Linked DNA regions of Homo sapiens: region 1 is linked to region 2. Evidence: chromatin loops called from intact Hi-C (ENCODE). Cell type or tissue: heart right ventricle. All regions are shown on one strand. Region 1 overlaps PDE11A (phosphodiesterase 11A). Region 2 overlaps PDE11A (phosphodiesterase 11A).

Region 1 (2,500 bases), 270 kb after region 2:
AAACATATTTTGCCTATATGGTTTTCTGATCCACTTTCAATGATGCTCTTTCTTCTTGTATCTTTGAAGATACTAAGCATAAGATTTCTAAAAGGTTGCATGCATGAAACAATTATCAGATGTATTAAAACATTCTCTCTGGGTTTTTAGGGTGCTTCTCTCCTTCCCTTGGACTGCAGTGTTTGCCAACAGGCAAGACTTTGGGGTTGCCCCTGAGCTCTTTTGTGGTCCACTTATGTCCTGTTGAATCTCCTTGGTTAGATATACAAAAGGGGAGCAAACTTATGTACTAATATTTAGTTACTAGGCTGATTCTCAGCATCTAGCATGTAGACATAGATCTAGTGTACTCCTGCTAGGCTGAGATGGAATATTCTTCCCCCCATCAGGTCTCAGTGGATTCTGGATCCCTTATGTATAGAAATATGTCTATGGGTCTGGTTCACCATTATGTGCCCAGTACCAGCAGCACACAGTAGGCATGTAGGAAATGTTTGTTGAGTGGATCAAGTATAGTAAAATACAAATAAAAATCATAATTAAAGTACAAGAATCTCAATCCTCAGCATACGCTGCTACGAGGGTTTTTGAATGAACTACAGTTAGGTGATTAAAAGGGCAGGCTTTAAAATTAGACTGTTAGAGGCTGGGCACGGTGGCTCACACCTGTAATCCCAGCACTTTGGGAGGTCAAGGTGGGAGAATTGCTTGAAGCCAGGAGTCTGAGACCAGCCTGGGCAATATAGCAAGATCTCATCTCTACAAAAGGGAAAAAAAATTAGCCAGGCATGGTGGCATGCACCTATAGTCCCAGCTACTCAGGAAGCTGAGGTGGCAGGATCCCTTGAGCCCTGGAATTCGAGGCTGCACTGAGCTATGATCATGCCACAGCCTGGGGAAGAAAGCAAGACCCTGTTTCAAAAAAAAAAAAGAAAAATTTTTTTAATTAGACTGTTAGGATTATTCTTAAGGTTTTTTTTTAACCTTTGTTCTGAGACTATTAGGATTTTAATTTCAGCTGTGCTACTTTTTTACCTGTGCATCTCAGGGCAGGTCAATTTCTCTGTGCTTCATTGTTCTCACTTCCCAACCTTGTGGGATTGTTAATAACGATGAAGTGAATTAACGCCAGTAAAATCTTTACCACTGTGTTCATATAATGTCAAAAGTAGTAGTTATTTATATTATAACATCCCCCACCCCCCACCATCATACAGTGCTTTATTTGCAGTGACTCTTTCCCACAAGATGAAAGCGAATACTTCAAAAACAGCTACCATTCAGTAGAAGGTGAACTGGTTAATTTTCTGGTTAGCACAGATCCTGGGTCTCTGAATGAGAGCTCAGACAGTACAGAAAGGAACACTGCCCTCTGGAGACTGCTTTCAGAACAATGCCTTCCCATCTTCTTTCAGACCAAGGGGGACTGCTTCATTTTGGGGGTGGAGATAAAGCATGGTTAAGCTACTAGTTATTTTTCTGAGTCCAGCTGCATCTGCCTTATACTTGGTGAAAATTCTTCTCATATTCTAGTAGTAGGTTATCAGTTTTAGTTATTGATGGTTTCTAGGTTTTCATTTAGGTATTCTGTGGAAAGTGGGAGAACTTACATGGAGAATCAGCCGTGAGGTATCATTTTTTAGAAATAAACTTTATATTTTATGACAGTTTAGATTTACAGAAAAATTGGGAAGATAGTACAGAGAGTTCCCTTATACCTCATACCCAGTTTCCTCTATTAAGATATGGTACATTTGTTATAATTAATGAACCATATTGCTATATTATTATCAACTAAAGTCCATACTTGATTCATATTTCCTTAATCTTAACCAAATATCCCCTTTTTGTACCAGGATCTCATTCAGGATACCCTATTACATTGATTCATCATGTCTCCTTAGACTCTCCCTGGCTGTGATACTTTTTCATACTTTTCAATTTTGTTGACCTTGACAGTCTCGAGCAAACTGGTCAGGTATTTTGTAGAGTTTCCCTCTATTAGAATTTGTTCAATGTTTTCCTCACGATTACACCAAAATTATGGGTTTGGGGGAGGAAGGCACAGAGGTTAAGTGCCATTTTAATCACATCATATCAAGGGGACATACTATCAAAATGACTTACCATGATTGATGTTAACCTTGATCGTCTGGTGGAAGTAGTGTTTGTCAGGTTTCCCCAATGTACAGTTACTCTTTTTTCCTCTTTCTACACTGTAGTCTTTAGAAGGAAGTCACTATGCACAGCTCACACCTAAGGAGTGGGGAGTTATGCTCCACCTCCTTGAAGAGGAATTATCTACATATATTATTTAGAATTCTTTTGTATGGGATATTTGTCTCTTCTCTCTGTTTATGTGTTTATTTATCTCAATATATTTATATACTCAGGATATATATACACCAATATTTGTTTTACACTTAGGGTTATATTCCACTACTCCTTTCTTCATCAGATATCATTTTATACCAGAATCCAGTAAGGTAATTTTTTAACA
Region 2 (2,500 bases):
GAAACAAACAACAAATATTGATAATTTTTTAGCAACTCCAAAGCCATCAGCAGGGTAAACATGTTAGTTTCAAGTGGAAAAGGAAACCCAACATGCTCTCATCTGGGTTTTCTGAGCCTTTCATTTTCACAGCATTTTGAACTTGATATTAGATGCTGGATCTGAAACCAGTCCATTCTAATTTCTTCAGTACTTATTCACTGAATATGATGAGACTTGATGTTATTTTCTATGAGACTTCTTCAGGGTTCATAAGAATTAAAAATTCTCATCCTTGGTTAGGAAAGTTTTATAGTCATCTGGTAAGTACTTCTTCCAGTGGTCTCAGGGAGCTACATGTTTCTCTAGAGTTTAGTTGCTGTTGCTGAGAATAGCAAAAAGAGTGGGAAGGACACTAAAGGTAAAATTTTATCTATTTCATCTGAAAGTTGACAATTTTACATAGAAAATTGACTAGCTTGTACTAAAGCCAAGTTTCATATTTTTGTGAGATATCTGCCAACCTAACACTTTAATATTAAAGGATGTTTCTCAAAATACCATTTTTGTTAACTTTTTATTATAGACTAAGTGCATTATTCATTGTATCTTTCTTGGAAACTTTAAAAGGTGTAGGTGAAGCAACAATGAGTGGTTTTCAACAAGTGTTTATTCCTCTACAATCCTAGAAAGCTATGAGAAGAAATATAAGCATTTAATAATTCATATGTTGAAGATTCTATAAAAATTTTGTCACAAATTATTATTTCTAGAGAAATAAAACAATCACACATTTTCTTCTTTCCAATTTTTTTTTCCCACATCCTTTTTGTATGCTTGGGCTAAAGAAAAATCCCTTCCTAGTTCAATGATACTTATTCCAGCCTAGGGTTGCAGCCTTTTCTCTTTATTGCCCTTACTTTTGAACTTCATCCCCAATTGATTTTCTCCCATTTCTATAGCTTTTATTTCTTACCGTCCTCTTTCAGGCCCTAACCTTTATTTCATACTGTCCTTTCTTTAAGAGCATAATTCTTAGCCTCTTCAACAGTTAACTTGTCTTGCTGCTGTCTAGAATTGTGGCTGTAGGTGTCATCACAGGCAGGGGAAAGCAGGTTTTCAGCAGCTGATGCTTCCTGTGGGCTCTACCCTTACTCTGCAGAGTGTAAAGCAAAGTTGCCTTTTAATATTTTTGGAAGCTGACATTGGGAAAGAGGAGTTTTTTTTTTTCCCTTTTCCCCCCAGAGTAGTAATGATGGCCACAAAAGGGGACTGGGTTGTTGGGAGGACTGGCAAAAGGCAGGTAGGGGAAACGTGCTGTATGGGTTGGGAATTTACCCTTGGTTTACCTTGTTTTCATTTGGTTAGAAAGTTTCTCTTTTCTTTTTCCATTGGCTTCTTTTATGTATCTCTGTATTTTTAACTTGGTGTAGTTTTCTTCATTTTACTTATGCTACTCTTCTTTGATAAAGCTACTTTTTTTTCTTTATTATGGGACGCTACAGTCACCAATGGTGTGACCTTGGAGAATTTCTTAATCTCTCACAGCCTCAATTTCCTCACCCATAAAATGGGGACAATAATACCTACCTAGCAAAGATTATTTTTGTTTATCTCAATAAAATGAGATATTGTGTCAAAGCCCCTAAAATAATATCTGGTACATTGCAATTACCCAGGAAATGGTTACAGTTTATGAAGATAATGATGATACCTAGTTTGCTGATATTCTTTTTCTTTCTGTTTACCTTATTTTATATTGTTTTTCTCCTTATCTGGAACTGAGATGTGAAGTCAGCACATTTTGACCAGCCTAATCTTTTCCATGCTCCACCCTTAAATTAAGTATTTTGAAACCAGGTTTACATTCAAGGAACATGAAAATATCTATCCTTCCATTCTCTACTTAAAATGTCCCTAAATGTGGTTTGGTAACACTATATCCTAGCCTATCAAAAGTTCTATACTTTGTTCCTGTTAGTAAGACATGCAGTATAAACTTTTTATAGGGTTGTTGTAGGGAAGGATGTTGCATCCTTCCCCAGTTCTAGCATTTTCCTCCATCCTTTGCATTTCCTGGTGTTACAGATTTCTCTTAATGAAAACCGACAACCTTCCAAATACATGTTCTTTTGTGATGATGTTTTAATTTGTACCATATATGCAAGCATCTTGAAGTTTCTATGTAAATATGTAACCATCCTTCCTGATTCTTTGTTAACTACTATATTTTTAAGGTGTTTCTTGCTCAGCTTCAGACAGTGTATTTTTTCTTCAGGAGGTAAGGTTTTTTTTTTATCACACAGAATTTCCAAATTTAATCATTTAATAATTATATTGATGATACTCTTGGGGGTTCCTAATATGGGCAAGAGAAAGGCATTGAAGAGACAAAATTATGATGATAAGCGTGGCATTCTGGAGTCAAGGGTAGAATATTTAATGAAATGCTAAAATTGAATAGAAGTTCTGACAGCCCAAAACCCCTCAGTTTATTTCATTATTTTGCATTACTTTCCTC

What was found. A loop is a pair of places that touch in the nucleus more often than their neighbours do. Peaks named below come from ENCODE experiments on the same cell type or tissue, not always from the same donor. Only the 100,000 strongest peaks of a DNase experiment are listed, where the experiment ranks them.
Region 1: it touches region 2 in a loop (2.9-fold over the local background); 11 of 110 quality-filtered maps call a loop at or near these places.

The regions. Positions count from the first base shown.
Region 1 is chr2:177,798,615-177,801,114 of GRCh38, reverse strand. The region is part of intron 9 of PDE11A (phosphodiesterase 11A); the gene reads left to right. Among named protein-coding and RNA genes, the nearest start is that of PDE11A-AS1, 130 kb to the right of the region's middle. In heart right ventricle, a CTCF peak has its summit at 1,374 (motif pointing left); no DNase peak of the experiment used is centred here.
Region 2 is chr2:178,068,297-178,070,796 of GRCh38, reverse strand. The region is part of intron 1 of PDE11A (phosphodiesterase 11A); the gene reads left to right. Among named protein-coding and RNA genes, the nearest start is that of PDE11A, 3.2 kb to the left of the region's middle. In heart right ventricle, a CTCF peak has its summit at 1,074; no DNase peak of the experiment used is centred here.